2 separate regions of the Homo sapiens genome follow, and region 1 is linked to region 2. The links are chromatin loops, found by intact Hi-C in ENCODE. Cell type or tissue: mammary epithelial cell. All regions are shown on one strand. Each heading gives the region's core, and the rest is flanking DNA. Links, peaks and the distances in the headings are about the cores only. Region 1 overlaps CTNNA1 (catenin alpha 1). Region 2 has its middle 12 kb from the start of SNHG4.

Region 1 (10,358 bases), core at 885-8,884, 470 kb after region 2:
CTGGCTAATTTTTGTATTTTCAGTAGAGACAGAGTTTCACCATGTTGGTCAGGCTGGTCTCGAACTCCTGACCTCAGGTGATCTACCTGCCTCAGCCTCCCAAAGTGCTGGAATTACAGGCGTGGGCCTGATAACTATTTTCATCTGTTATTCCACCAACTTTCATTTTACAACATAATAAAATAACAGGACCAAGACTTCACAAAATTATCTCCTAACTTCAAGATAATCCAAAGTTAATATATGTTTCCTACCCCATCCCATCTCCATGTCCCACCACTCCCACCCAGCCAAATTTTAATTCATTTTCTATGATCTGGTAATAAAATGTTTTCCACACTTGTCAATATAGATGCAAATTGGCAATACAGATGCAAAGAATAATAGACTTCATAACACAGCCCTTATAAGAAGGAACCAAATGGTAGTATATATTTGGCATAACCCACGTGCCCTATGACATGAGGATGATCCTGAATAACACACTTTAATCTTCTCAATCAAGCCTTCCATTTATCAAGGAGGGATATTTGGTAAAAACAGACCCCTAGATGATATCCCTGTAAGTACAGATAAACTGAGAATAACTCAAAGAATCCCTGACAGATGCCTTAAGAGAACTTTCTGGGATGCAGTTGTTTTTTTGTTTTTTTTTTAAATCCACACAACTGTTTATCTTTTGAAAGAAAAGAGGCCAGGCCCAGTGGCTCATGCCTGTAATCCCAGCACTTTGGGAGGCCAAGGCAGGCCGATCACCTGAGGTCAGGAGTTCAAGACCAGCCTGGCCAACATGCCAAAACCCTGTCTCTACTAAAAATACAAAATTAGCCAGGCATGGTGGCGGGTGCTGGCAATCCCAGCTACTTGGGAGGCTGAGGCAGGAGAATCACTTGAACCCGGGAGGCGGAGGTTGCAGTGAGCCGAGATTGCACCACTGCACTTCAGCCTGGGCGACAGAGCAAGACTCCGTCTTAAAAAAAAAAAAAAAAAAAAAAATCAACCCAGGAAATAAACATTTAATATGAAGTTATTTAAATACTATAAGCCCATCTGAATCAGAGCAAGCCTAGAAAACCTCTTAACTTCCCCCCCTTCCCCATCCCCTGAGGGTAAGGAAAGAAGCTTTGAAATTTCTTTTTCCAGTTGACAGACAGAATGGATTTAAAAAAAAGTTAAAATAAAGTAACACACATATTCATGTTCTCATTTTCCTTACTAATTCAAGTGTGCCCTGCTGCTATTCAGAAACACTCCAAAGAGAGGCACTTACTTCCTGATTACACATTCAAATAAATGCATAACATGCATTTCAACTTGGAATCACTTTCTTAAGAAATTAACTAGTAGAAATCATGTTACTGCAACATCATGGTTGAAGTCATGCCAAAACTAAAATTTTAATACCTAAAATAACTTCCTCAGCTACACTGACTGTACAAATATATTAAGGCAGTAATATTACCCACTGTAACTCATAAATATTATTATCCTGGTTAGTGTTATTTATTTTTGTGAGCTTAACAGGACAGACTTTTTAATAAAAGGGGAAAAAATGAACCACTTCAAAATGACATTAGAATGTAATAACTTCACTCTTCTTTCCTCAATTCCAAGCTGGCTACAGCAGAACACAAGTCTCTGCAAAGCAGCATATGCTCACACAAGGGTAGTGATCCAGAAGCAGACAGCATCCTTGAAACATCCCAAGTCAAAGAAAATATAGCCTCTGCCCTAAAGACTTATAGTTTAAGTCAGGCAGACAACTTTAAGACATAAAATTCCCAGATGACAACCAGCTAATGATTTTTCAGAATTTATATTTTGCTTTTCCTGCTCAAGTTAAATGAAGAACAAGAAAAAATGGATTAAATGGTGAGACTGAAGGAATGGGGTCAATAACAATTTTTAAATTAATTACAGTCTTCAGGAACATCTGAAAGGTATGAATTGGAGTGGGAGCACTTCTAACAAAAGACCAAGCCACAATGGGATCACATGAAAAGAGACATCCACAAAAATAAGAGGAGAAAACAGGATGAAAATTCTAAGACAACAAGGGGAAAAGGTAAGATAACAAATGAGAAGCCAGAACTCAAAGGAAGACTATGAGAAAAAAATCAGCTGATTTCTTGCTAGTTTTAATAAAGTTATTGTACTAATCTGAAAAGCTAATTAACTTAACTTTAATCTTTTTCAAAATGTTGAATGTTTCCCAGCTACTGCTCTTCCAGAGCATCATTAACACTTTTTGAAATCCATACTCAACATTCCAAAGTAGGAACACTTGTCATTTTTCTCTTGTGAAAAATTAAAGAGCCCATATGTGAGATCAAGCTCATGATCTCAACCCGATTAAAACCACACTAACCAGATCAGACAAATTAAAATGCAATCTCTCTCACACACACCCACACAATGCTCTTCAAAGCTATGTTTTAAGTCTTCACATCATGAACCCAGCAAACCCAGATTCCATTCTGCCTCCTGTCTACGTCTCAAACTCTACTTAAAACAGTCACTGATACGTGCTTTGTCCTAATCACAGCTGTCTTTTAACATCTATCTTCCAGGCTGCCTATAGTAGATGTGGGTACATCAGTCTGAAGCTGTCAACATCTGCACTGGACAGGAGACCAATTTTCGCCTCCTTCAATCTTGACTCTAGTCAGTTGCCAGGGAGAAAATCATGCCTCAAGAGCCTGACAGCTTGTGCTCAATAACCTTTTGTCAGGGATGAAATACATTATTTTTCTGAAAATTGCCTTGCCAAGATTCACAGTGAACTATGTATATATACACATACACATACATGTGTGTACACATTTTTTCTCCCTATATACAAATTATTCAAGCTGTACCAAGGAAGATGGCATCTATGTCCTTAGCTTCACTACACAGTTATACACAATTACTGAGATAAATAAAAGAATGTCTCTCCATTAACATCAATTAAGAACTCTCATTTTCCATCCTTTCTTTATAACAATGCCCTAAGAGACCCTCAGTTTTATATGACTGGGTAATTTCATGCTTTAAAGATTTAAAAAAAGCTGAGAATGAGTGCAGCACACCAACATAGTACACGTATACATATGTAACAAACCTGCATGCTGTGCACATGTACCCTAGAACTTAAAGTATAATAAAAAATAAAAATTTAAAAAAACAAGAACAGCTACAATGAACAGTAATTGCCTCTCTAAAAAAAAAAAAAAAAAAAAGCTGAGAAAACAAGTACCATTAGAGTATGCTCACAAATCAACTATAGGTACTAAGATTACCCAGATGCTTGCAAACTCACAGATGTTAACTATTGTGTTAGCAGACAATAAATACTCCTTTCTTGTTCTAAAACTAACAAGACCCTTTTTTTTTTTTTTTTTTTTTTTTTTTGAGACGGAGTCTTGCTCTGTCTCCAGACTGGAGCACAGCGGTGCAATCTCAGCTCACTGCAACCTCTGCCTTCCGGGCTCAAGCAATTCCCCTGCCTCAGCCTCCCAAGTAGCTGGGACTACAGGCACGTGCCACCACGCCTGGCTAATTTTTTGTATTTTAGTAGAGACGGGGTTTCACCATGTTGGCCAGGAGGGTCTTCATCTCCTGACCTCGTGATCTGCCCGCCTCGGCCTCCCAAAGTGCTGGGATTACAGACATGAGCCACCGCACCCGGCCGACATTTTTTACATAAAAGATGATTTATGTAATGATTGAGATTTAGTACTTAACAACACTGACTGCTTTCAGTAAGTTGAGATCTTCTACTCAAGGAAAATGCATTCGCAGTATCAAAGTTTGCCTGAAATGGAATGACCTGAAAGCCAAAACCTAAAAAGAAACGTTTCAAAGAAATCTTAAGACAAATCTGTCTAAACATAAATAGATATGAAAGGGGAAAAAACTGTAAGCCAAACATTAAGATGTCTGCTTTTTATTTATGGACAGGAATATTTAGTAAAAGAACTTACTCTATCTTCACCTTCTGGCCATCTGGGGGACAAAGGATGTATAGTTGTCACTATAAAATGTTTTTTCAGCACTGAAGAAGAGGCTGCAGTGAATTACCCAGAGGTTTTCACAGTGTTTGCCATGAGAATAACAACACATACATGAGAGGTGACTGGCTGTGGTTAGTGGTACGATAGTCACAAAATGAAGGTCAAACCAAATGGCAGGCAGTAAGTCACTAGACTTAGCTACAATCAATCCTTGCTCTGTTCAGCAGCACTCAATCACCTTTTCCCAGACTACCATAATCTTGTCCTACCATTAAAACCAAAATTGCAGACACACACAATCATTTCTTGATTTTCTACTCCAAGGTAATTTAACCTCTGCTATGCCATTAGATTAGTAAAGAGAAATCTAAAAGATCAGCATCTCCAGCCCAATGAGCCATGTCTCAATTTTTGAAAACTTGGTGGAATTCCAATTAAAAAGAAAAATAACAGGGCTTCAACAAATCAACAGAGAAAGGAGCACTAATGTTTACCAATACTTATCATTGCCATAGGAACTCACACAAATAACATGTTTCAGATGTATTAATAAACATTAATACGTGTGATTAATGAACACAAAATAAGGTTTGACATCCATTACAAGCAAATAATGCAAACATTTTAAAAGGCAGCATTTTACACCTGTAAGAACACAGGTTCTTAGCAGCACATGCTGCCTCAACACCACCCTAAATGCCTCAAGTCACAGGAAAATAAATTACTACAACTTTTCACATACCAGGTCCCTTAGTTTTACCTACTGAAAAGATCAGCTACTTGCACAGGCCCTGCTGGCAGTTAACATGCATGACAACTGGCCAATTCTCTCTTTCCATCAATTCTGTTATAGCAGTCCCTTCCTGCACAGCTCCATTTCACTCCCCACTACTATGGTCATCTCCAGACTCTAGGTCCTACCTCTGGGCTGTCTACCAGTCACTTTAACCCTTCCTGCACACAGCTAACACTAATCTCCCTGCAAAAACTCCACTTTTCCTCATATTCTGTATTGCCCAGATGGTGGAACTTCTTAAAACAGGAAGAAAATTCAAGAGACAAATTTCAGTTTCTAAGGGGAAAAAAAAGCTTTTAAAATAAACACAAACCAATACTGGAAAGAGCTCCCCCTTGAGGTAGTGAGTGAGTCCTGTGTCACTTGATACATTCAAGCATATGGGACCTGAACCATGTAATGCCACATGGCATTCCAAGCCACCCTCTAAATATGCTCCAAACTATATTAAACCTCTCCTGCAGCCGGGTGCGGTGGCTCACGCCTGTAATCCTAACACTTTAGGAGGCCGAGGTGGGTGAATCACGAGGTCAGGAGTTTGAGACCAGCCTGGCCAATATGGTAAAACCCCACCTCTACTAAAAATACAAAAATTAGCCAGGTGTGGTGGCACATGCCTGTAGTCCCAGCTACTCAGGAGGCTGAGGCAGGAGAATTGCTTGAACCCAGGAGGCGAAGGTTGCAGCGAGCCAAGATACCACCACTGCATTCCGGCCTGGACGACAGAGCAAGACTCCAACTCAAAAAACAAAACAAAACAAAAACCTCTCCTGCCAGCAGTGCTCAACATGACTAGCACCCACCTCCAGCCAGGGACCTCACTGTTTCTCATGCCCATCTTGCACAGTCTATTTTTCTTACCTGGATGAGTTTCCTCCTGCTCCCTTTTTCTACCTTTCAAGATCCAGTGCAAGCTCAAATACCTTTAGTTAACTTTCCCAATCCCATGCTTATCCTCCCATTCCTCTGCCACTCATGCTATTAATTATTTTTCGTATTCATGTATCATTATAAGCTCTGGGGGGGGGGAAAAACAGGAAAAACAGCCTCCTATGTGCTAGAATACCATCTCCCCCTCAGGGACCACACACTATCAACCAGCCCATTCCTCACTCATATTTCCCTGACACAAGCTTCTTCCTAGGAAATCTACTGTTGCTCAGTGCACGAATAATCTATTTGGCCCCTTTACTGAGCAAATATGATTAGAAGCAGTGCAGGAATACAAAAAGGTGGATTTCAGTTTCTTTGGGTCTTCTCCCCCTTCACTGACCCAGAAATGCCCATGAGCTATAGGGAAGAAGCTACAGAAGTAGCAATAATACTGATCCTGGCCTTTGAGATCCAAGTATAAATTGTGGCTAATGGATTATAAAACACTGTTCTAGTAAGAAGCTGTTCCTCATCACTCCACTTCAAATTTAACATTAATGGGCCTCTGTTCATAATATCTCTCCTTTTTCAAAAAAGCTTCATTTAGGTCTTCTCATCTCTGTCCCCTGAAAGTCCCCTATCCGGCTTAAGAGGCTTCTTTTTCTGGTCAGAGCCCTATTCAAGGATTCATAAAATACATTTATGTACCACAAGGCAGCTGCTACTCTTTATCTACTGTTAAAATGTACATGTATGGGGAATGTCTGCTAATGAGTATGAGGTTTCTTTTGGGGGATGATAAAAATGTCCTGGAATTAGATCATGGTGATAGCTGTACAACTCTGAATACCCTAAAAAACACTGCATTGTATACTTTAAATGGGTGATTTTTATGGTATGTGAAATTATATCTCAATTTTTTAAAAAAAACATAAGATTCTCCACCCCTACCCATGCATTTACATTTGGCACTGGAAAGGAAAACACACTTTAAATTTCGAGAAAAAAGCATTTTCTCTTACTGTACTTCTCGGAGAATAATCAATTATCTTACTCAAACATTTAAGTGCCTATCACGGACCAGGTACTATCATAGATACAAACAGAATGGTCACCAGACCAGCACAGAACCTGCACTGCTGGAGCGTAGAGAGGAAAAGGCAACCAACTTAAATTACCACTGTGATAAGCGCTAAGACAAAAAAGAACAAAGGTAAGATTGATCTGATAAGGATGGGGGGATACGGGAGGTAAACAGGATCCTAAAATAAGAAAAGAGCACATCTAAGAGGCATATGTACACCTCTGCCTATATAAGGTAGCTACTCAAAAACGAAGCAGATTAGTAGTACAATTAAACTCTTAGATCACAGAGATTTGGAAGCCATGCAATTGGTGACTGGCTCCTATCCACCACATGTGGCTCACCTGACCATTTCATTAGCCTTGAAGTCAAATGATCCTGTTTTTATGTACGTGAATTTTTTTAACATCACTTACAGCATTATGGTGAAATTTTAGTATACTCACAAATGTGCATATTCATTATTTATGTAATCAGGGTCTAACACAAAAAGAAAGTTACACATCAAAAACTGTGTACATTCCAACTTTTGGTTATTATGATTGCACGGGAAGCAATGGACATGTACAAACCCAAAGATACAGAAGGTCTAATTTTTGGCTCAAAAGTATAATAAATAAACACATAAATAACTACCTTTTTGAAGACAGTAAGCTCATATCTTTAACAGCCTGGGAAAACCCTATATCAGGGTTAGCAAACTATAGCCTGTAATTTTTCTAAATGTTATTAGAACACAGCCATCCCCCATGACCATTTCTTTATATCTTGTCTATAGCTGCTTCCCAAATCAACAGCAGAGCTGAATATTAATAGTTTCAACAGAGACCTTTTTTTTTTTTGGAGACGGAGTCTCGCTCTGTCACCCAGGCTGGAGTGCAGTGGCACGGTCTCGGCTCACTGCCAGCTCCGCCTCCCAGGTTCACGCCATTCTCCTGCCTCAGCTGGGTATACAGGTGCCCACCAACACGCCCGGCTAATTTTTTGTATTTTTAGTAGAGACGGGGTTTCACCGTGTTAGCCAGGATAGTTTTCATCTCCTGACCTCGTGATCCGCCCAACTGGGCCTCCCAAAGTGCTGGGATTACAGGCGTGAGCCATCGCACCCAGCCCAGAGCCCTTATGATCAGAAAAGCCAAAAATACTTATTACCTGGCCTTCTAGAAGAAATTTACCAACCCCCATCCTAAACAACGTCAACAGTGATTCAGAACAAAGACATCTTAAAAATCCTTTAAAAATTAAGTGTTTCAGTGGATGGCATATTTTTATTTATCAGAAAAATTCAGAAAAGTTAGGTCAGGGTTTTACGTAAATGCTCAGGACCACTGAAGCCAGGGCAGGGAAAAGTGTTTGTATAAATTTTCTTTTGCTGCCTAAGAAATTCCAAGAGGTGGCAGCTTAAAACAATTATTAACTCCCAGAGTTTTCTATGGGTCAGGGATTTGGGGTTGGTCAGGACTGATGTTGTCTGAAACTTGACTGGAGGTGGAGGATCTGCTTCCTAGGTGGTTCACTCACATGCTTGACAAATGTGTGCTGACTGATGGTTGGAGACTTCAGTTCTTCTCCACAGGACCTCCTGAGTGCACTCAAGACATAGCAGCCAGCTTCCCCCAGACAGAATAATCCATGAGAAAAAGTGGAGTGGATACGGCCCCATTTTTATAACTTTGCTCCCAAAGTAAATAGCACCACTTCTACCACATTCTAGTCATTGTAGGAATCACTAAGTTCAACCCATGTTCAAGGGTTAGGCTCTATTTTTTTTTAAGGGAGGGGTGTCCAAAGAATCTGCAGACCTATTAACACCACTACAGGGTTTCAAACGATGAGTAAATGGCTTCAACGACATAGCCAACAAGTCTCAGTTGATTAAGCAATCTGTGCTTCATATTTTTGTAATATGTATTTTGTTCTATTTATGATAGAAAAGAGATCTTATCACCATTTGTTAAGATTCTCCAAAGAAAAAAGTAAGCCAAGAGAAAAAAGTAAGGCATTTCAGCTTTTCATATCTGATGCAATAATGATGATGGGAGGAAGTTATATTTTGGTTTTGGCTCTTTTTTTCCAAAGAGAAGGCAAATTATGGTGGACAGGTCATGATAATAAATAATTGCAAAAGTGGACTAGGACAGAAAAGTCCTTATGATTCAGAACCACATAAAAGATTATCATATACAAACAAAAATAACAAAAGCAATTCAGATATGCATTCAAAATTGTGGGGGGTTTGGGGAGCAGGGAATGTATATTATACCATGATTGCTACATATTTGCACTGGAGAAACTTCTGAAATAAGAAACATATAAAGTCAAATTAAAATTACCTACAACAATTAAATGCATTTTAAAAATAAATGTGGCCAGGCGCACTGGCTCATGCCTGTAATCCCAGCACTTCGGGAGGCCAAGGCGAGCAGATCACTTGAGGTCAGGAGTTCGAGACGAGCCTGCCAACAAGGCAATACTATACTATACTATACTACACTACACTACACTACACTATACTATACTAAAAATACAAAAATTAGCTGGGTGTGGTGGCATATGCCTGTAATCCCAGCTACTTGGGAAGCTGAGGCAGAAGAATCGCTTGAACCCAGGAGGTGGAGGTTGCGGTGAGCCAAGATCGCACCACTGCATCCCAGCCTGGGAGACAGAGCAAGACTCCAACTCAAAAAAAGAAAGAAAAGAAAAGAAACGTCAGTCACTAGAGCCAGCAAACACTGCCCAAACTCATCTGTTAATATGATTGTGAGTTTCGTTATAGAAGACAAGAAGGGCTGGGGAGGAGAATGTACCACAGAATACAATTAAGTAATAGCCTGATTTCCTCAACAGCAAGCTCAAAAACTGTCCTGAACTGGACCATTAAACTACTTTAAAATAAATTAGGCCGGGCGCGATGGCTCACGCCTGTAATCCCAGCACTTTGGGAGGCCGAGGCGGGCGGATCACGAGGTCAGGAGATCGAGACCATCCCGGCTAAAACAGTGAAACCCCGTCTCTACTAAAAATACAAAAAATTAGCCGGGCGTAGTGGCGGGCGCCTGTAGTCCCAGCTACTTGGGAGGCTGAGGCAGGAGAATGGCGTGAACCCGGGAGGCGGAGCTTGAAGTGAGCCGAGATCCCGCCACTGCACTCCAGCCTGGGCGACAGAGCGAGACTCCGTCTCAAAAAAAAAAAAAAATTAATTAATTAATTCAAAACTCACTGTACTGGGTTGAATAGCATTGCCCAAAAATTCATGTCCACCTGGAACCTGTGAATGCAACTTTATTTGGAAACAGGGTCTTTGCAGATGATATCAAGTTACGATGAGGTTATACTGGATTAAGGTGGGCCCTAATTCAATGGTTGATGTCCTTATAAGAAGAGGGAAACTTGGACACAGAGACACAAAAAAAGAAAAGTATATGATAACAAAGGCAGAGACTGGAGTAACATGTCTGCAAGCCAAGGAATGCTAAGAATTGCTGGCAACCACCAGAAGCTAGGAAAGAGGCATCCACAGATTCTTCCTAAGTCCCAACAAGGAATCAAGCCTGCCAACACCTTGATTTCAGATTTCTGGCCTTCAGAATGATGAGAGAATAAATTTCTA
Region 2 (10,358 bases), core at 1,375-9,374:
GTGAGACCTCGTCTCTATTTATTTAAATAAATAAGTAAGTAGAGATATAAAGATAAATAGATAAATAAATATAAAGCCTAGTCTCCCAATTGACTGGAAATGAGGAGTCTCAAGTGATATTCACCAATTATACGACCAGAGAAATGGGTTGTTTCTATATTGTTTACTATACATTGCACTATGCATGCAACTTATGACAGATCACTGTCTTATTCTGGGATAAGAGAAAGGCAAAAAAAAAAACCCCGAAATTATAGGAAAAAGACTGAAATGAGATATAACAAAGGACTTCCTCACCATGAGGGCTAGAAATATAAGTGGATGCCTGAGAGAGCTGCAAAATCTCCTTTTCTAAGAGCATCTGTTTTGGCTGGCCCAGGGCAGGCCTACCTGGAGGTCAAGAATAAACCTGATGGCCTCTTCATGTCCCACTTAGCCTAAGGAATCCTTTCAGGAGGAATTGCTGGTCCTCTTCCTTTTCCAAGCCAGGCGTGCTTCCAAGGCTTATTGCTCAAAAGGAAAGGAAAAAAATGGCAGCTGCCATTTCAGGCACTTAATAAGTACACTAAATTAAGAAATTGCTGATTTGGAGGCCGGGCGCGGTGGCTGACGCCTGTAATCCCAGCACTTTGGGAGGCCAAGGTGGGCGGATCACGAGGTCAGGAGATCGAGACCATCCTGGCTAACACGGTGAAATCCCGTCTCTACTAAAAATACAAAAACTTAGCCGGGCGAGGTGGCGCGTGCCTGTAGTCCCAGCTACTCAGGAGGCTGAGGCAGGAGAATGGCGTGAACCAGGGAGGCAGAGCTTGCGGTGAGCAGAGATCGCGCCTTTGCACTCCAGCCTGGGCAACAGAGCGAGACTCCGTCTCGAAAAAAAAAAAGAAAGAAATTGCTGATTTGTTTTACCTGATTCCTCCTCTCTGATAAGGAAGAAATATCGATTTAATTTTTTTTTGAGGAAATAAAACAACCAAGTGCAAAAAAAAAAAAAAAAAAAAAAGGAAGAAATATCTTCAATCAGAGATTCCTCGAAGTTGAAAAGGAAGCCTGAGCTCCAACTGCGGAAATTGGCAGAGGTCACACTTAAAGGAACAAGCAGGGCTCGGCAGGCAGCGCTAGGATTCTAGGATTCTCTCTCCCACCCCATCCGTAGGAGATCTCAGGCTGCCTTTATTTATTTATTTATTTATTTATTTTTGAGATGGAGTTTCGCTTTCGTTGCCCAGGCTGGAGTACAATGGTGTGATCTCGGCTCATGGCAACCTCTGCCTCCCAGGTTTAAGCAATTCTCCTGCCTCAGCCTCCCAAGTAGCTGGGATTACAGGCATGCGCTACCACACCTGGCTAATTTTGTATTTTTAGTAGAGATGGGGTTTCTCCGTGATGGTCAGGCTGGTCTCGAGCTCCCAACCTCAGGTGATCTGCCCACCTTGGCCTCCCAAAGTGCTGGGATTACAGGCGTGAGCCACCGTGCCAGACCTGCCTTTTTTCTACAGTTATTTGCAAAGGGGATTAGTTTAGTTGTCCTTTTCTCCCTTCACCACCATTTTTGTTTCTTCTTCTTATTTTCCTTGCTCTTCTTTTCCTTTCTTCCTCTCTTGTGCCACCTCCTTTTCTATTTTCTCCTCCTCCTTCTTCCCTCCTCCAATCTCCATTTCAGCTGCTGGATCTCATTGCCCAACCCACTGGAATTTCTGTTCCAAGAACGTTAGCACTCCTTCTTGATCTAAAGTAACAATAGGCCGAGCGTGATGGTTCATGCCTGTAATCCCAGCACTCTGGGAGACTGAGGTGGGCAGATCACCTGAGGTCAGGAGTTTGAGACCAGCCTGGCCAACGTGGTGAAAACATGTCTCTGTCTCTACTAAAAATACAAAAATTAGCTGGGCGTGGTCGCAGGCTCCTGTAATCCCAGCTAATCGGGAGGCTGAGGCATGAGAATCTCTTGAACTTGGGAGGCGGAGGTTGCAGTGAGCCAAGATTGTGCCACTGCACTCCAGCCTGGGTGACAGCAAAAGACTTTGTCTCAAAAAAAAATAATAAATTATAAACTAACAGTACTATTCTGATAATAAAGATAATGCTCTGTATTTGTATAGAGCAAGTTTTCCCAATGTATAGTTAGGTGCACTGGGAGTAGATATTTATGTGCAGGATTTTCAGAGCCTGTCATGTGCTAATGTGAGTTGCGAATGTCCAGCAGGAGTTAGAATATGGGAACTCACATTTTGCAAACCTCTTTGACCTTTCTTTTTCTTCATACCCTGGGATAACTGGTCTTTGGAACACATTTCAGAAACACTTACATCATGTGTTAGACTCTTTAAAAATGCTGTAACATTTGTCATCTTATTTGATCCCTACAACTACTCTATGATAAGACAAGGAAGTTATATTAGTCTTGCTTTACAGACGAGTAAAACAGACCCAGAGAGGTTACATGCCTGGCTCATGGTCACATAGCTGGCCAACAAGCAACAAGTCTGGGTCTCCTTTTTTTTTTTTTTTTGGAGACATAGGCTGGCTCTGTCCCCCAAGCTGGCGTGCAGTGGTGTGATCTTAGCTCACTGCAACCTCCACCTCCTGGGTTCAAGCTATTCTCCTGCCTCAGCCTCCCTAGTAGCTGGTATTTAGGCACCCACCACCATGCCCAGGTAATTTTTGTATTTTTAGTAGAGACGGGGTTTCACCATGTTGACCAGGCTGGTCTCGAACTCCTGACCTCAAGTGATCTGCCTGCCTCGGCCTCCCAAAGTGCCGGGATTACAGGCGTGAGCCACCATGCCTGGCTGGATCTTCTTATTTATGGCCCTTGTATCTGCACTGCCTTGTACTGCATTTAAATACAACATATATGTCAACTATCATACTATGGCATATGATATATAACATGGAATCTAGAAGATATAAATGGCAAATTATGACATTCATTTTTTTCCCATTCAACTAAATATATTGCATATCTCCCATATGCTTGTCACCATTCCAGATGCTAAGAATAGAACATTAACTAAAATAGACAAAAACACAAATTCTTGCCTTCATGGAGCTTACATTCTAGTGGAGGAAGACAGAAATTACAAGATAAATATGTAAAAGATATTTTATTACATGTTATATAACTATAAGGGCTAAGAATACAGTAGCGAAAAAAAAGGAAGATGTAGGAGTTACTATACAAGGAGTGAAGAGTGTCAAGACAGGCTATACTGAGGAGGTGACATTTGAATGAAGACTTGAAGGAGATAAAGAAGTTACCATGCAGAGATTTTGGGGTTGGTTGAGTGGGAGGGAGTTCCATCAGAGAGAAAAGCAAATTCAACGGGTCTGTGGCAGACTGAGCCAAGGGTGAGACTAAGCCGGCGGGGAGGCAGGGTGGTAAGAGATGAGGTTAGAGAGATTAAGGGGGTGGAGTCCAGACACCAGACTTTATAAGGAAAAGAAGTGATATAATGCAGATGATATACCATGATATAATAATAATACCATACAACAAATTTATTATGTTGCTGCAAAACAAATTATCCCAAAACTTCAAGAACTTAAAGTAACAAATGTTTATTTCATACAGTTTCTGGGGGTCAGGATTGGGGAGCAGCTCAGCTAAGCTGGCTCAGGGTCACTCATGAGGTTGTAGTCAAGCCGTCCACTAGGGCTGCAGTCATCTGAGGCCCTGATGAGGGCCAGAGGATCTGCTACCAAGATGGCTCACTTGGCTGTTGATAGAAGGCCTAGTTCCTTATCACATGACCTTCCACAGCACTGTTCACTACATGGCAACTGGCTTGCCCCAGAGTGAGTGATCAGATGACAGAGTGACCAAGAAAGAAGCCACAGTGTCTTTTATAACCTAATCTTGTATGTTACATATGATTACTTCTGTCATATTCTATTGGTCACACAGACAAACCCTGGTACCATATGGGAGAGGGGATTTACAAGTGCATGAATATCAGTACATGGACAGCATTGGGGATGGATCATCCTGGAGGCTGGTTACCACACTGGCTTGTAGAAAATTTCCTCAGAATAACCATTTCTTCAAGAAATACCAACAAATATGTGGCCCCTAAAATACTAGAGTTCCCAACCCTATCTGGGTTGGAGCCTGAACGAGGACAGTCCAAAGAGCAGGGGCTTCAAAAACTGCTGAGAGTCTGAAGATTTTATTTCAATTCTGCATGAGCATGCTTTTTTCTTCAAAGCCCCACTTCCTCTAGGCCTGGCCTCATTATTTCATTCAGCCAATTAACTCAACTTGTAATAATCTTAGTTAAACCTGCAAATTAAAAAAAAAAAAAAGCAAAAGAAAAGAAAAGACAAAAATAAACCCTTTGAGGAAATCTATAGAACTTCAGAGGCAGCCTGGACCTCTCTCGGTAATTTAACCTTGAGATGACACTGAACTTTGCGAAGGGCAGAGCAGACCCACCCATCCCCCTAAAATCCCTAGGTCTCTTCTTGTCGAAGAGAGGCATCTTGTCTAGTCTAAGAAGAATGACTGAGGACAGACTATTTGCTCTGTCCCGGAAGGCCAGTACTGGATTTATCCAGAAACAAAAAACATGGCTCTCCTGAGACCCAGGGCGGGCCTCTTGCCCAGCCCCCACCAGACTCAGCCTTGGCTGTGCAGCCCATCAGCCAGTTTCCTAAGCTGAGCAGCAGATGGCATCCCAGCCTCAGGAGCGAGCAGCTGAGGTTTCTAGAAAGAGCAGCATCACTGTAAGGAACTCAGACTGCGGCTTGGCATCTGGGAGCCCTGCCTCCCCAGCTCCCAGCTCAGGGAAGTTTCTGCTCTGTGCCTACAGATTAGGATACTGTTAGGCCAGTGTCTCAGAGAGTAGGGCCTGAAGCCCCTAGTCAGGAAACAGATGGTGAACACAGGGTCTTTTCTGAGAAAGATAAAAATCAGTGGTTTCTGCAATTATATAAGCACTAAAAAAAATTTTTTTAAACGAAGAAAACCAGTGGCTGCTGTTCTCAGACAGGCTGTTTTTCCTTCACTTGCCCTTTGCTTGAGAGGGTCCACAATGACTATATCTTGGTCTGGGGGCTGGCAGGTCCCTGGCGGGAGCCTCCTGGGATGGCCAGATGGAGCCAAAGACAACTTGAGGGATCAGTGGGCTACTGAAAGCATCTAGGGAATTCCAAGGGTTCAAAATTGAATATTTTTTTTCCCCTGATGACCCAAATGAAGAGCTATACCCCAGAGCTGACCGCCAATGACGCAGGCAGGGCTCAGTCCTGCAGGCCTTGTTTCTGTGCCTCAATCTTACTCCCTCTCCTTATGCTCCTCCTCCTCTCTGTTCCATTTTTTCTCTCCTTCCTTTTTCCTCTATCATTTCTATCCTTTTACGTCTTTCACTGTGTGGCTCTATTTCTTTCTTCTGCTCCAGTGTAGGAAAGAAAGCTGATTACCAAACTGCCTCGGCAAAGTGGCCATGGGCATTGAGCCACACACAATTCCCTGTCTTTAGGGACTCAGACCTTGTCTATACTTGCCTCTCTCTCCCTTCCTCATTTCTTCCCTCCCTGCTGCTGATACCTGATGGCCAGTCCCAAGGAGACCTGGACAAAGAGAGGTCCAGAGGTCACCAAGAAAATCTACTCTCCCCCCACAGAACCTGTACTCCCTGCTTTGTAGCTCCTGACAGGAAATACTCCAGAGGCTTCCCAGTAGGGCTGAGGTCCACTGAGCCTCCTGTTCACTGAGCACTCACTGTTTGCCACTAAAATGTGAGCTTGAGGGCAGGGCCCTGTCTACCTTGTTCACTGCTATACCCACCATATCTAGCACACAGTAGATACTCAAGAAATAATTGTTAAAAAATAATGAGTGGGGGATGGAAAGATGAATGTTGAGCACTGTATTAAGTATTAGGGGCACAGGGCTGGGCGTGGTGGCTCACGCCTGTAATCCCAGCACTTTGGGAGGCCGAGGTGGGCAGATCACAAGGTCAGGAGATCGAGACCATCCTGGCTAACATGGTGAAACCCCGTCTCTACTAAAAATACAAAAAATTAGCCAGGTGTGGTGGCATGCACCTGTGGTCTCAGCTACTTGGGAGGCTGAGGCAGGAGAATCGCTTGAACCTGGGAGGCTGAGGTTGCAGTGAGCCGAGCCAAGATTGTGCCACTGCACTCCAGCCTAGGCAACAGAGCGAGACTCTGTCTAAAAAAAAAAAGTATTAGGGGTACAAACATTAAAGGTGCAATCCCAGTCCATAAAGAGAAGAACACCCAGACAATCAGTCACCTATGATCTGGAACAGTAACTATGAGAATGATGGTGGTAGAAGCTGCAGCAGTGCCTGAGTATGTGCTGTGAAGACAGGGAATGCTTGGTTCACTCACTAATTCAACAATTATTCATAAAGAGCCTACTAGACTCTGGGCTAAGCAAGGAATAAGGTAGGTCCTTGTCCTCAAGGAGCTCCCAGTTGGATGTGGGAGACATATGAGTAAATAAATAAGCAGTTAACAGGATCACTGCTGTATTGGGAAAAATACTGGGCAGTAAGAGCAGGAAGCAGAGGCAGCTCACTGAGTCTGGGGAAGGGCTTATAGTGAAGTGAGTTCAGGCTAAGACCTACCTGAAGGGTCAGTAGAAGTTAGCTAGGAGAAGAAGAGAGAGAGTTCCAAGCCAAGGGAACATCACGTAGGGTCAAGACAGGCAAGTTTCAGGCCGGGTGCGGTAGCTCACGCCTGTAATCCCAGCACTTCGGGAGGCTGAGGCGGGTGGATCATCTGAGGTCTGGAGTTCAAGACCAGCCTGGCCAACATGGTGAAACCCCGTCTCTACTAAAAATACAAAACATTATCCAGGCATGGTGGCGTGCACCTGTAATCCCAGCTACTTGGGAGGCTGAGGCAGAAGAATCGTTTGAACCTAGGAGGCGGAGGTTGCAGTGAGCAGAAATTGCACCATTATACTCCAGCCTGGGGAACAAGAGCAAAACTCCGTCTCAAAAAAAAAAAAAAAGAGAGGCAAGTTTCAAGGAGCTGAGAAAATGTGTCAGGAACTCTGGCTGAGGTACCAGTAGGGTAGTAAGTGGGGCCAGAAAACAAGAAGCAAGAGAAGTGGGTGGGAGTGAGGTAGAAGAGCCCAAACTGGGTTAAGGGGTCATGACTTTACCTTTAGGGCAGGGGAAACCATATAAGAGTTTTAAGGAGAGTGATACAATCAAGTTTGCATTTTAGAAAGTAGACCAGGTGAGGTGGCTCATGCCTGCAATCCCAGCCCTTTGGAAGATTGAGGTGGGAGGATTGCTTGAGTCAAGGAGTTCAAGACCAACTTTGGCAACAGTGCAAGAGCCCATCTCTACAAAAAAATTTTTTTGAAAGAGTGAGGCATGGTGGCATGCACCTGTAGTCCTAGCTACCCTGGAGGCTGAGGCAGGAGGATCGTTTAATCCCAGGAGTTCAAGGTTTCAGTGAGCTATAATCATGCCACTTCATTCCAGCCTGGGTGACAAAGCCAGACCCTGTCTCTAAAAGAATTACTCTGGGTGCAGTATGAAAAATGGATGGGGTAGGGCCAGAGTGGCAGTCCTAGAGATGAGTTAGGGAGTAGTCCAGGCAAGAAATGATGATCTGAGTGATGATGATATTGGTGGGGAGAGAGGTCATATTTGAGTTGAGATTGAGGATAGTTAGGAATTTTCCTGGTCTAAAACGTAGGGGGAATACTGGCATTCCAGAGAGAGAAAATATACATACAAAGGTTTCAAGAACTTGTCATGTTCTGGGAAGCACATGTGATTATGTATTTAGAGATGAGGTAAGAAGGAGCCAACCTTTGCTGAAGAATTTGGGAAGCCCAGGGTGAAGCCAAAGCCATTTTGTTAGAGCTGGGGAAGGAGAGAGAAGGTATGGCGATCTTCCGCAGTTACCCAAAATACCCAGAGGGGTTCCAGAGGGTCATGATCCATCCAGGCATTTTCAGAACACACATATCACCCAGGACCCAGAACACAAGAGCAAACAATGTCCAAGGAAGTAAAGTAGGGCCTGGAAACGGGAGTAAGCAAGTGAACTAAGAAAATAAGTAAGGAGAATCGGGAGAGACCATCTGCCAAGCACAAAGAGGTGGGTAAGACTGAGTGAGATGGACCCCATCAGAACCTGGAAATCCCTCCTGCAGAGCTGCCCAGCCCCAGGACTCAATCTTTACTCTTCTGCCTCCAGATCTCAAAGGTGCCTTGATAGATATCTCTAATCTGTGGCCGGGTGCAATGGCTCACGCCTGTAATCCCAGCACTTTGGGAGGCCGAGATGGGTGGATCACCTGCGGTCAGGAGTTCAAGACCAACCTGGCCAAAATGGTGAAACCCCATCTCTACTAAAAATACAAAAATTAGCCGGGCATGGTGGTGGGTGCCTGTAATCCCAGCTACTTGAGAGGCTGAGGCAGGAGTATCACTTGAACCCGGGAGGCGGAGGTTGCAGTGAGCCAAGATTGCACTGTTGCACTCCAGCCTGGGTGACAGAGTCAGACTCTGTCTCAAAAAAAAAAAAAAAAGAAGAGGAAAGAAAAATACCTAATTTGTTCTCCAAAGAAGAGAGTTAGAAATGGATAGAGAGGATAGACCAAAATTAGTATAATGGTTATAAAACTGGGCTCTGCTTCTTCCTTGATCTGTGACTTAGGGCAAATAACTTACTGAACCCGTTTCATCACCCATGGGTACTAAAAGTTTAAAATGAGGTAATGTGAACAGAAAGCTGACATAATGAAGGCTCTCAAGAAATCTTTGGTGTTACTAAGATTTTGGTATGAGCCAGATGAGAAAAGGTGTGCAAAGCAGCAAGGACTGAGTGGAAAGGGAGTGAGTTCCAGCATGCTCAAATCCTTCAATGGCTTCCATAGCCTACAAAGCAAAACCCTCCACCAAGGCTGGTTCCTGCCTACCTGTCCTTCCTCATCACCCACTGTTTACAACCTCACTTTACAGACTGTTTTATCACCTTTTGTGATTCCCAGAACATACCATGCTCTTCAAGCCTTTGCACAAGCTGTTCTTCTGGAAAGAAAATGGCCCCTCAAACCTGTCTTCAGCGCCAAATATCAGGGAGCCTACAGAGCCCTAGAGCAGGAGTTAGGAAGGAACTCAGAGTATGTATATTGTGAGAGGAGCACCATGCACTAAGGAGAAGGAGGCACCCAAGCAAGTTAATATGGCTCAAATAAACATTTGACAGAGTACTTAGGTGAGACAGAGGGACAGGCAGGCAGGTTTTCGGCAGGCTTGTCTTGGTAGTGAGGCTAAGACTAGAAGAGAAGAAGGAAAGTGGAAAGGTTTAGGGAAGCCCCAGCATAGCCCTGGCCTTCCACCTCCTTCCCTGTTTTCTCCCTCCTTCCTTCCATTAGGGGCCAAGTTCTCTGGGCAGTAACTGTAAGCCTGGGAGTGTAGCCCAAATACCCACTTTTTCCTTTTAGGAGGCTCTACTAAAGCACCAGGATACAAAGGTCCAGTTATCTGGAAAGTGCTTTAGAAAGACATGTGCAAAAGGGCCGGGCACGGTGGCTCATGCCTGTAATCCTAGCACTTTGGGAGGCTGAGGCAGGTGGATCACAAGGTCAAGAGATCGAGACCATCCTGGCTGACATGGTGAAACCCCACCTCTACTAAAAATTAAAAAAAAAAAATAGCTGGGCGTGGTGGCACACGCCTGTAGTTCCAGCTACTCAGGAGGCTGAGGCAGGAGAATTGCTTGAACCTGGGAGGTGGAGGTTGCAGTGAGCTGAGATCGCGCCACTGCACTCCAGCCTGGTGATAGAGCGAGACTCCGTCTCAAAAAAACAAAAACAAAAACAAAAAAAGAAAGAAAGACATGTGCAAAGGACTGTGGAAGCCAGGAAGAAGGTATAGCTGTCCCAGCCTAGGGGAACCTGGAAAGGCTTCACAGAGAAGGGGAGCTTGGCCTTGGAAAAAGAGGAGATTATCAAATGGGAAAGGGTTTCCAGGTGATGAGCACAACATGAATGGAGTCAGGTTGTGCTTGGTCCCTGGACATGGAGGAAAAGAAGGAAAGGAGAGGGAGAGAGGGAGAGTAGTTTTTTTTTTTTTTTTTTTTTTTTTTGAGACAAAGTCTTGCTCCTTCGCCTAGGCTGGAGTGCAGTGGTGGGATCTTGACTCACTACAACCTCCACATGCCAAGTTCAAGCGACTCTTGTGCCTCAACCTCCCAAGTAGCTGAGATTACAGGCATGTGCCACCACATCTGGCTAATTTTTGTATTTTTAGTAGAGACAGGATTTTGCCATGTTGGGCAGGCTGCTCTCGAACTCCTGACCTCAAGGGATCTGCACGACTCTGCCTCCCAAAGTGTTAGGATTACAGGCGTGAGCCACC

What was found. Peaks named below come from ENCODE experiments on the same cell type or tissue, not always from the same donor. Only the 100,000 strongest peaks of a DNase experiment are listed, where the experiment ranks them.
Region 1: it touches region 2 in a loop (10-fold over the local background); 5 of 110 quality-filtered maps call a loop at or near these places.

What each region holds. Positions count from the first base shown.
Region 1 is chr5:138,784,651-138,795,008 of GRCh38, reverse strand. The region is part of intron 3 of CTNNA1 (catenin alpha 1); the gene reads right to left. Among named protein-coding and RNA genes, the nearest start is that of CTNNA1-AS1, 36 kb to the right of the region's middle. RefSeq lists an enhancer at 4,918-5,087. In mammary epithelial cell, for the core only: a CTCF peak has its summit at 5,132 (motif pointing left); no DNase peak of the experiment used is centred there.
Region 2 is chr5:139,257,138-139,267,495 of GRCh38, reverse strand. No RefSeq gene overlaps it. Among named protein-coding and RNA genes, the nearest start is that of SNHG4, 12 kb to the left of the region's middle. RefSeq lists an enhancer at 4,772-4,841. In mammary epithelial cell, for the core only: a CTCF peak has its summit at 4,667 (motif pointing right); a DNase peak (open chromatin) is centred at 4,685.